Linked DNA regions of Homo sapiens: region 2 is linked to region 1. A link is a loop called in an ENCODE intact Hi-C map of the cell type or tissue named here. Cell type or tissue: GM12878. All regions are shown on one strand. Each heading gives the region's core, and the rest is flanking DNA. Links, peaks and the distances in the headings are about the cores only.

Region 1 (6,142 bases), core at 405-5,404:
AGTATTTGCTTTCCCCACTACCCTCGTCAGACAAACACTGCAGCTTGGGACAGAAGTGTGCCTCCATTTGGAAACCATAGAACAACCCCAGCTGCTATTCATTAATGATAGGGGACCCAATCGCTAGTTGTAAACATGCTACAGAAAAAATATGATCAATTCTAAGAGACATGCTTTAAATGAGACACTGTAGTGGTAAGCTGTAAGAGAACTGATAGATCACTATTCTACCTTAAAAGAGATTGATACAAATGATTGCTAGGCTTTGTTAAAAAAACTAGCTTTTCTTTTTGAAAGCTATTAGTCACTCTGAAGAACTGGATTCAAGATATTATCTGTCTTGTTTCAGGCTTTTATTTCAAAGAATAAGTTTATATTTTGGTTACTTATGTTAAGGATGGAATTAAAGTGAGTTGTGTGCTGCAGCTTCCTTTTAGCCAGTGTGGTGGTGATTTTGTGAATTTGTGATAGCGTGGGGCCCCCAGGCTGAAGCCAGTAGTGAGACAGCAAGTGTTCAGGTATTTCAGTCAGCAACCTAGGGAGCAGAGCTCTTCAGAAATGAATAAGCAGGATTGCGAAAATATCCCTAGCTGGGCCCAGCCTGAAGGAAATGTTTAAATACCAATATCTCTTTGGCCGTCTTAGAGGCCTCCCAAGAACAAAAATAAAGGAAACTAAGGGCATGTTTTATTGACTATTGGAATAATCAGGTTTTTAGCAATAACATGTAGAATATAGTAAGAAAAAAACTTACGTCAAATAGTAGAATAAACATAAAAAGTCCAAAGAGGATTATTCTTCAAGTCTATTGCTGTTTCAATTCAGTTAGAGTTGAATAATGGCATCTCTGGCAGCCATAAGTGTTTTCTATTATTAGCAGTGTTACCATATACTATCCTGACATTACTAAAGTAATAACACCTTGCCTAGGAGTTCTTGAATTTGAAAAAAAAAAAAAAGCCTTTAAGCCAAACAGCACTTGTAACTATAATGCTAAATGAAGATAATTGAGCTACTTCAATCATGCACTCAAGATATTAATAATAAACCTGTCTTTTAAAAATAACAATTTACAAATAAGAATCTTTGTGTGACTTAACATTGCATGTCTAATATATTTTCAGTTTTCTTTAGTTGACTTATGGTGACACCAACTTACCCATAAAGAATGTCTTTAGTACCTATACCTGCTGAAAAAAAATACTGTGAAGGTTTGAATTATATTCCTTACACATAAATTATATTATTCTGCTTCAACTTGCTGCATTCAAAGGGAAACTATTTACTGGCATGTGTAATTAATTTTAATTAACACACAGCCTCAGCAAAGGGAACCGACATGGTACAAGCCTTGGTAGAAAATGTTAGTCACACTCTGCAGCTAACTCTGAGCAGATGCATAGTTTCATGAAGAAAATATTTGCAACGTCTAACTGTAGCGAGTTTTTCTCCTTTCTTTCTTTTTCTAATTTTGAAACTGCCTGTGTTTATTTCTTAGAATCTGAAAAAAAAAAGTACTGTGGGTATAAAGGAACAGTTTCAAAAAATGCAGTTGCAGAGAGTAGTTTTGACTATTCAAACAAGTAACTGCCTTTGCTCTCAGTGTGTGTTAAATCCACACCTCACTGAAATCTTTTATAGGTAAGAGTATGAGTGATATGTGTTATACTACCAGATATTAGCCTAAACTCTTTTTAATATTATAAAATGATTTTGCTTCAGAAAATAAATAAGTTGCTCTATCATCACTGTACTAAGGAGGACTCCTTTTCACTCTTAAAAATTGTTGAAGACCACAAAGAGCTTTTGTTTATGTGGACTGTGTGTGGATTATATCAGGAATATTGTGAGTTGGTTGACTTCACATTGTTGTTTGAAACTGGCCATAGTGAGAGTATTTATACCAGAAAACTAGCAAATGCTAAAATCATAGCTTCTCCTTTTTCTAGAAAGTCTGTTGATAAGCTTTTATCAGCACACCACCAATTATATTTATTGTTAGAAATTAAAAATGAGGTTTTAAAAATATTCATTTATTTAAAACTAACCCTAATAAACCCATTTTATGTTAACATAAATTATATGTTTTACTTTAAAAATTATTGAAAAGAGTGGCTTTTTTTTACAGTTTTGCAAATCTTCTTAATGTGTAGTTTAACAGAAGACAGCTGGATACCCATATCTGCTTCTGCTTTCAATCTGTTACAATATGTTGTTTTGGTTGAAATCAATGATGAAAACCTGGCCTCACACAGATGTGTAGAAAATGGAAGAGTATTTTAATAGCCTTTTAAAATTGTGGATCTTCTTCTTTGATATTCCACCAAAACTCGACAAGTAATTGTTTCTTAAAAGTTAATTGCAATGAGGGATCTGAAATCATATCAATGAGCTTTCTATATTCTGCTACACTGATTCATTGGTCTATCATGCACTTTAAATGGATCTTTTACTTATGAATGATTTTGTAACATCATACATTTGTCATTTGGAAAACATTGGTTCACTGATTTACACAGATCTTCCAAATGTTTATACATTTCATTCTACAATGCTTAAAAATCACATTCATTAATATCCACCAATCTTATCAGAAAAAGGGAAGGTGTCAATGACGCCCATGGTGATAGATATGAGTTTTCCAAAACTCTAACACAAAAATTTATCATTGGCCACAAATAGTGTCAGTTGTTTTCCTTTAAATGACAGGCTTATTTTGTTTATTTTTGAGAAAATATCTGCCAAAAACTGAAGTTTTAGTAACGATAGATTGTTAGCCAGTTTTTCAAGTAAAAACGGAATCCCATGAAAAACAGCATCTGCTTCACCTTACAACTGCTTTGCTTGAGACAAGCACTTCAGGATACAGCAGAAGTGCTTGTGTGTACTTCTTATTTTGTGACATGGAATATTAAAATTTAATCTCTAGAAAATATTCACTTATAATTAATACATAATTATTATCTAGAATATATGAATCTAAATTAAAATTTAATCTTTGGATATAATAGAATTAATATTTTTAACTGCTTCATCAGGATATCCTTAAGTGAAACTTGCTTTTTTTAAAACTGTGATGACATAGCAGTGAAGGCTACAATGACCATCAGTCAGTACCTCATTGTGATGTTGCCTTGGTTTATGCTAGGGCACCCACCCTTGCCTTTGCACCATCAGTGCAATGTTAATATATTTGTTGCTCCATAAACCATGAAATTAAAGTGATTCTACACTTTGGCTATTTCAGTAATACTTGTGTTCATTGATAAGAATTCATTTAAATGAATATCTTTGAGGATTAGTTAGTACTGATACCAGACAAATAGAATCAAAACAAGTGTCATTCTTTAGACTTGTCCATTTTAGGGCAAAAGTATAATTCTGCAGATTAGAGTTCTAAACTCATGTTTCATGGCAGCAACTAAATATTTAATTAGACAAATTAACTCTGTCATTTTAAAATTATAGTCATTTCTTTTTCTTGACTTCTGTTATCCAGTAGACATTCAGCAATGCCAACTGTACAAAAGCTTTTAGACTCTCAGCTAGTGTGCACTTCTCCAGCTAATGCAGCACAATGATTTATCCTATAAAATGCTTCAAGGACTTTTTCACTTCTAGTTTGAAAAGCCCTAACAAACAATATTGGGCTTACAAAGAACATACCTATGTCTAAAATATTTTATTCTTTTTTCTTTAAATGTTCAATGATTCATCTCAAAATGAGGCTGTAACTTAAGTGGCATTAAAATGCTATTCAAGTGTTCAATTGCAAAAGACAATAGGTAAATTATATACATATGTTAAAAAATAAGAGAAAGCTTTATTTGTAGTTTTAATTTTTTGTTATTTATAGTTTTGTCCTGTTTCTTTGCATTAGATGCCTTCCTTCTAGGAGTCAGAGCACTAACTCTGACATGTCAGTCTTATCTTCTTCAATATCTTTAGATGTAGCTGTTGCAGCTAGGGTTGAGAAAGTTTCTCTTCAAATCTCCCTTTTTTAAGCCAATGAGCCATCCTTAAACATAAGGAAAATACATTTTCTTTTATTTTAGAACTACTAAATCCTAAAATAATACATTTTAGATAAAAATTTTAAAACTACAAGTTTTGTAAATTAAAGCATTGCAAAACAAGACAAAAAGATATACTTACTTCTTGTTGTGTCTGTACATAGGCCCAAGGGAAACTTTAGGATTTCAAAATCACAATGTATTGGATGATAATGAGGTTAACAAAGATTATAGCAAGCATAAACAAAAATAATTATTAAGGGTGTGGTAGAAGCACTGAGAACAAATGAGTTAATCTCAGAAAATGCACATACTCTCTTTCAAATTTCTAGTACACAACTTTACTTTCCATTAATTGCCAGGTAATAACATCATCACATCATGTCCCTTTTTGATAAACTTCTCTGTATATTCATAACAGAATGAAAGTGAAAAAAGCAAACTAGTATTATGACAATGGTTTTGATCTGGAGAAACATCTGAAAGGATCTTGGGGACTCCTGAAAGAGTCCTGTGTACCCCAGTAGTCCCCAGATAATACTTTGAGGACTATTGTGAAATGGCAGTTATGCAATACGTGATATAATGATTCAGTGGTGTCACATCAGCTTAAGCTGTATTTTCATGCAATGGGGGGTGTGCTTATTGCATAAGTAAGTCTGTTGGATGTTTCTCTTACTTGTGAAGAATCAATATTACATTGATTGCCAAATTTGATTTTTCAAGTCCCCTACACACTGTCGTAAAGCAGATGGTAAAGACAGAATACCTCTGAAAAGTCAAACTCATGTCAGCTAAATTGATAGATTTATCTTAGCATCGAAAGCCATGTCACTCAGTCCCCTCCTACTCAACCCCAATATAAAAACCGAAACAGTGATGGAATTTCCAGAGCATTTGTTTACTCCCTTTAACTACCATTGCTCTTTGCTGAGTGATGATGCAGGGCAGATGGTGTCAGGGAGAGAAATCATCAACTAGCTCAGGATTGAAAGGGGATGAAGATGCTAGAAATGTGTTGATGTTTGAGAAGGATGTGTGGAAATGAAGAAGTGACTAAAGAGGACAGCCTTATCACCAACAACATAAGCATATCCCTTGCTCTTTAATTCTGCCCCAGAGGGAAAGGAACAGGGCTTCAGTCTCAAATGAGAGAGCCACTTTTCTAGTCTGGGGTAAAGATATCATGCATACCTTTCCTTCCTTCCCCTCCACTGTGATAGATCTGAGAAGTGATGAAAGCCAAGAAATATTGAGCTGTTGGATTTTTTTTACTAAATGCTATGTATGCCAAGGGTTATTTGCTTAATATCCTTCATCTTGGATCAAAATGGTGAGAAATTTAAAACCGAGAATTTCCCTGAAACACTGGTTTTTAAACCTTCTCTAGTGAAGGTTTTTTTTTTTTTTTTAATTTTCAATTACTTGCAGATCAATGCAAGGTCCTATTGCACGCCTGAGCAGTTTGCAACTTGCATGGCATGAGACTCACCTTATGAGTTCAGCAGCACTCAAACTGGTCTAAACACTTGAACAAGACAGACTAGTCCACTGATCAGGGCTTGGATGTCATAGCAGTGTCAAATTGCTACAAGGGCTTCCAACTGCTTACTCTTTGTTTCTGTATTTTTGTCATTATACACTAGTAAACAAGCAGTTCTGGGACCTGAAGCAATGCTCTGTTATTGGCCATCACAAATGTAAGGTTGAATTTGCCACATGCACTGTCTAGTCAAGGTTAATTATTCCTAGACAACTATGACTTGCCATCTGTGTAGCTGTTGCTAGATGCACAAGTAGAATTAGTTATGGTAGTGTGGGCTCATCAGGTAGAACCATTCAAAGTGTATATCACTTATATCTCATAGATTAGAACACATGGTCCAGATACTTATTAAATTATTGGATAGATCAAATTTCCATTAACTATACCTCTAACACAGAGGCTATCATCTGTGTGAATATACAGATGATAGAACATACAGAACAAGAACATGCAGGCTCAATATTTGTCACTAAAGTTATTTTATCATTAATTATTTTCAACATAATCTAATTTTCTTCTACAATCTGGAAAATATTTGGATTTTTTGGCATGCTGCATGTCTGCTTCTTTATAGTGCCTTCTT
Region 2 (6,142 bases), core at 778-5,777, 66 kb after region 1:
CTAAACCCAAAGATTCAGCTATCCACATCAATTTGCTCAGCCCATTTAGAGGTAGAGTTTTTCGGGGATAAAGGCATAAACTTTTACACTTTGATTTTCTTCAAATATGACAAAATTACTGAAATCAATGATAGAAGCCAAGTCTTATGAAAGCTATTAAAAATTTTACATTTCCAATTCATGTGAAGTGCTGAGAGGGTTATAATTATGATGAATTATAGAAGTATAAAAAAGCATAAAATGTATAATATTATTTATAGAATACAAGACACATGCTTTCATATGTTCATTGCAGCATTATTCACAAATAGAAAGAAGATATGGAATCAACCTAGGTGCCTATCAATGGCATACCACATTTTCTTTGTCCATATATGCCATGGAATACCATGTGGCCATAAAAAAGAGTGACATCATGTCCTTTGCAGCAACATGGATGCAGCTGGAGGCTATCATCCTAATCAAATTAACACAGAAACAGAAAACCAAATACCACATGTTCTCACTTATAAGTGGGAGCTAAACACTGAGTACACATGGATATACAGAAGACAACAGTAGACACTGGGGACTACTGGATAGGGGAGGGAAAGAGGGGACGTGGACTGAAAAATTACTTTTTGGGTACTATGCTCAGTACCTGGGTGACAGGATCATTTGGACCCCAAACCTCAGCATCACATAATATACTCATGTAACAAACCTGCACGTTTACCCCCTGAATCCAAAATAAAAGTTGAAGTCAAAAAGTCAAAAAAAGAAGGGAAAGAGAATACAAATATCACATCTGAGAGTGGTAAACATCCACATTTTAGCTTGAATTTAGCAATGTCTAAAGACATATTTGATTGTCACAGCCGGGTTGGGGGTGCTACTATCTAGTGGGTATAGGCCAGAGATGCTGCTAAACACCCTATAAGGCACAGGACAGCCCCCCACACAAAGAATGATCCGTCTAAAATGTCAGTAGTACTGCTGTTGAGAATCTCCATTTTAGAGAGAAAGAGCATGAAGCTTAGCAAAGTTAGCAAACTGGCCAAAGGTCACACATCTAATAAGTGAACGCATCAGGATTTGATTAAACCCAGGGTTAAGTCTAGCGTTAATGCACTTTCTAATGTTTATACTCAATTTCAACCTAATTTATTATTGTATACAAATTTAGAATAAACATCTTTATGCATAATTTCTCATCTACATTTCTGATTATTTCCTTAGGGTAGATTTATAGAAGAGAAAAGTGTCACAGGAAATACACAATTAAAGGTTTTCTATAATTATAATTTATATATATAAATTTTATAATTTATATATTACATTTTTAAAAATTATTACTACAAATTATAAAGTTTTGATTCATGTCATCAGTTTACTTTCCTTAAATCTAGAGCTGGTTCACATTCCTGATATCTTACCTAATCACAGCCTACAATGTTTTCTTTTACCTTCTTATTTAATCCTTGGCAGTTTGATCGTGTCTTTACCTTTAAAAAAAAAAAAAAAAGTCCCTCCTCTCAGATAGTCTTCTTTAACTGCAACTGCACACCTATTGACTCTAATTAGAGGGATAAGGGAATGCAGAGTTTTAAAGTGCCAGTCAGAGCTCAAATCCCAGCTCTGCTGCTAACTAGTTGGGTGACTTTGTGCAAGTGACTCTGATCCTCTCTCCTCATTCATTAAATGGAGCTTGATGACAATCTACCTCACGAGGACTAAATGAGTTAATATTTGTGAAATATGTAGAATAGTGCAAGGAACAAACTTAATTCTCAAAATGTATTGGCTATCTTCCAATGTATCGGCTATCATTATTTTTTGTACTTGCATGATGTTTTCATCTTTGTCAAAGTGCCTTCTGTGATTCTGGAACCAATAGTTTTTCTGACTCCCAATGTTATCCTCATTCTCCAAATATCACCCCTTTTCCAAGCTTACCATTTACCAAGGACTTTACTATTTAATAAGGCCCTGATAGGCATCATTAGGGCTACCTATTGCTGAGTTATTTATGGCCTGGCTTTTACATTCAGAATTTGTTTGTGGCCTGGCATCTTATTCCAGTCTTCCCTAAACACTGTATTTTCATATACCCTACTACTAAACCAGTTCCACAGAGATTACAGATTACACATCTCAGTCGTTCTCTGCTGTTATATTTTCTTAGATGAACATTCTCTATAGCAGTGCTTCCCAAAGTATGCTCAGACTATTTAAAAAGAAGAGAAGAAGATTCCATTATCCAAAACATTTAAGTTACATTGTGTTCTGCATCTCCCTTCTGGTGATACACAAAGTATATTAGCATTTTAAAGTATTTGAGAAAAACAGGGATAAAGAAACATGTAAAAGTTTTTAACACCGTAATTCCTGAATTTATTTGATCAAATAACACACTTTTTAAGAAAATCACACCTGTCACCATCTTGTAGAATAGTATCAATGTTCAGTTGGGAACACTGTTGAAGAATAGGGAAGAGACCATGAGTGTCCACTAGCTCAAGTTTTCTCAAAGTGGGCCATCTGCCTTGCATCAGACATAGCCAAGTTGCTAATTAAAAATGCAAACTCCTGGGCTAATCCCAAGTCTTCTGAATTGGAATATCTGGGAATATGGCTTGGGAGTATTCATTTTATTTTATTTTATTTTATTTTATTTTTATTTTATTTTATTTTATTTTATTTTATTTTATTTTATTTTATTTTATTTTATTTTATTATTTTGAGACAGAGTCTGGCTTTTGTCCCCTAGGCTGGAGTGCAATGGTGCAATCTTGGCTCACTGCAACCTCCACCTCCCAGGTTCAAGCGATTCTCATGCCTCAGCCTCCCAAGTAGCTGGGACCACAGGCGCCCGCCACCAAGCCCGGCTGATTTTTGTATTTTTAGTAGAGACGGGGTTTCATCATGTTGGCCAGGCTGGTCTCGAACTCCTGACCTGGTGATCCACCTGCCTCAGCCTCCCAAAGTGCTGGGATTACAGGCGTGAGCCACTGCACCCCGCCTGGGAGTATTCATTTTAAACAAACTGCCAGAGTAATTTTGATAACCTCTAAAGTTTTGAAATTACTGTGCTAGGTACTAACAGCAGCCAGAGTGTAAATTACAAAAGCTATGACTATTTTCCTTCCGTTACCATTGAGGAGAATTTTTAAACCCATAGCCTTTGATTTTACTGTGAAGCACATTGATGTAATAGTGAGAATCATGCCCTAAGTCTGGGTTTACCAGAAATTCAGCTTTCGAATCACATCCTTCCCAAGTCCCTGTCAGCTGTGAGCAATAGCAAATCATTTTTCCAGTAGCTTAGGAGCCTGTGAATGGATTCTGTTCACAGCTTTAACACTGATGGTGGGGAGTCATTCCATTTCCTCATTGAAAACGACTGTTGGCAATCCCCAGGCTGGAAGGATGATATAGAGAAGCCTAGTGCATTTCTCTGTGGCACAGGATCAGAGCAGCCACAGCCCACCAGGTGCGCCCTGAGAGCTCATATTAACTCACTCTTTTCTGTATATTTGTTTGTTCAAAGAAGTCATTACCATATCTCTTTGTACTTTTCTGCTAAGTAGCTCTGAAAACTTTCAGGGAGTTTTTCAGATGAACCTAAGTGTATAATCAATCCTTCATTATGGTTTTAAATCCAGAATGAAAGTGCATCTGAACTTGACACACGTAAATAGTAGAAAGTTTGTTTGTGCAGGTGTATAGTTTTAGTTTTCTTTCTTTTAACATTCTTGCTTTTTAGAATTATTCTACTAAATAATATTAACTTGTTCAAAGGTGTATTCACAGTTTCTCTTGATCATGATGTTCATTGACATTTGGTTTTCTAAATAAAAAAGAAAGTTTGATTACTATTGAAGAAAAGTTGGGGGGAACATCTCACTGTGAAATATTTGGTCGTATTTTGATATGTTAAGTTGTTGCTTTTCAATGTGTAAAAAGCTTTTCCTCTTGGGATTATTTTACAGTCTACCTCTAACTAAATTTCATTCCTGACTTCTCAGTGTATTGAATGCTTGCATCTGCCACACTTGGGGGAAGGAAGCACCATGAAAATGCTGTTCTTGAAAATTTTTACCCAACTTCAAACTGTGTTACCTTTTTATTTCTGTTTATTTTCTCACCAATATGTTTCTAGAACATTCACATTAGCTCATATCACCTTAGCAACCTCATCTCTGTCAAACACCTTTGCCCTTGCCCTGGCCTCATTATCAGCATTAGCCAGTCAGTCACCTGTTTGGGAACCAAGGGCTCCTCAAAATCGTGCAGTTTGAAATAGATTTTGTCATGCTATGCTTACGGGCCAAAGCACCCAGAGGTGTAACAAACACTTGGTGTTTAGCTATATTTTAGGGCAACAGATTCCGAATCTTCCCCCAGCTTGGGGATTCAGTGTGTCTGCCTAGATCTTCCTGAGTCACCTCCCAGTTGATATGTGAAAGAAGCCTACAAGCCCACCGTCTTTCATATATCCTCCCTGCTTGTCCTGCCTGTTGGAGTTTGATGTCATTTATTGCTTCTCTCACCTCACATCAGTTCTGTTCAACAATTTTTTATTGAGCACCTGCTAGGTGCTAAGAATAAAAGATTACTAAGTCAGTCATGATTTCTGTTCTTAAGGAGCTCACTATAGAACAGAAGTTTACAATAGAGGGTGATAGAAAGGTGTGCTCAGGGTTCACTGGGTCATAATGCATGACACCTGATTTGTGAGGTCAGGTGTGGTGGGACATATGCCTGGACAATAGGCAAGGAGTCCAATCACTAAAGATAGTATACTTCATCCAGTGCCATCAAGAAGCTATGAAAGGTCAGAGTGGTGTTTTAGATTGTGCAATCTAGCAGCTGTATGAAGAATGGATTTAGTGGGAGCCAGAAGTAGTACTAGTTAAGGAGAGCCAAGGAGAGTCATAGTATTTAAGGAGAGAGGTGGCAAGGACCTGAACCAAGGAGAGTTTTAAGGAATAGATGATGATGCAAATGAAAACTGTGCCCCTTCCCAATCTTTTGGGTTAGATTCCTTCTGGGAATTTAGGATGTAATCAGAATCAGATGTAGGTCAACATATTCCCTTGTATTATAAATGTAGGTTGACAGCCTCTACTCCATGGAAGCAGCACCGCTCTGTCCCCATTGCTGGTCTCAGTTTCTGTTTCCATAGGAGAAGCACTACTTGGTCCGCATAGCTGGTCCTAACTTCAGTTTCTGTCTCCCATACTGGTCCCCTGCCTAGCTCCCACTGGTCTGCTTTACAAGATCACCATTGAGGTTTATGCTGACCATTCTTAGGAGCTTTTCCTGATGGGTCACTGACAAACATGGTGCATTCACTATGAACTTTACGATCTTCATGACACAAAGTGAAGAATAAATTAGAATAAATTGTGTTAAGCACATTTCATTGATTCATGGAGTAGAATTTCCCTTCACTAAATCAATGCAATGAGACATTTCAGTTGGGGAAGGGGGAAGCAGAGACTATGGTGTTTTCTAGATAGACTATGGGGTTTTCAGAATTATGTCATCTGCAAACAGGGACAGTATGACTTCCTCTTCCTATTTGGATATCTTTTATTTCTTTCTCTTGCCTGATAGCTCTGGCCAAGACTTCCAATACTGTGTTGAATAGGAGTTGGGAGAGAGGGCATTCTTGTCTTCTGCTGGTTTTCAGGGAAGTGCTTCCAGCTTTTGTCCATTCAGTATGTTGTTGACTGTGGGTTGGTCAGAGATGGCTCTTATTATTGAAATATGTGCCATCAATGCCTAGTAAACCCCATAGTCTCTGCCCAAAAGCTCCTTGAGCTGATAAGCAACTTCAGCAAAGTTTCAGGATACAAAATCAACATACAAAAATCAGTATTCCCACACCAACAACATCCAAGCCAAGAGCCAAATCAGGAAATCAATCCCATTCACAGCTGCCACAAAAAGAATAAAATACCTAGGAATACAACTAACCAGGGAGGTGAAAGATCTCTACAATGAGAATTACAAAACACTGCTAAAAGGAATCAGAGATGACACAAGAAAATGGAAGCAAATTCCATACTTATGGATAGGAATAATCAATATCATTAAAATGGCCATACTGCCTAAAGCAATTTGTAGACTCAATGCTATTCCTATTAAACTACCA

Evidence for each region. A loop is a pair of places that touch in the nucleus more often than their neighbours do. Peaks named below come from ENCODE experiments on the same cell type or tissue, not always from the same donor. Only the 100,000 strongest peaks of a DNase experiment are listed, where the experiment ranks them.
Region 2: it touches region 1 in a loop (2.1-fold over the local background); 3 of 110 quality-filtered maps call a loop at or near these places.

What each region holds. Positions count from the first base shown.
Region 1 is chr1:172,269,315-172,275,456 of GRCh38, forward strand. The region is part of intron 15 of DNM3 (dynamin 3); the gene reads left to right. Among named protein-coding and RNA genes, the nearest start is that of DNM3OS, 130 kb to the left of the region's middle. In GM12878, for the core only: no CTCF peak of the experiment used is centred there; no DNase peak of the experiment used is centred there; H3K4me3 peaks cover 499 bases; H3K27ac peaks cover 1,800 bases.
Region 2 is chr1:172,335,213-172,341,354 of GRCh38, forward strand. All of the region lies in intron 17 of DNM3 (dynamin 3), which reads left to right. Among named protein-coding and RNA genes, the nearest start is that of C1orf105, 82 kb to the right of the region's middle. In GM12878, for the core only: no CTCF peak of the experiment used is centred there; a DNase peak (open chromatin) is centred at 3,334; H3K4me3 peaks cover 543 bases; H3K27ac peaks cover 3,482 bases.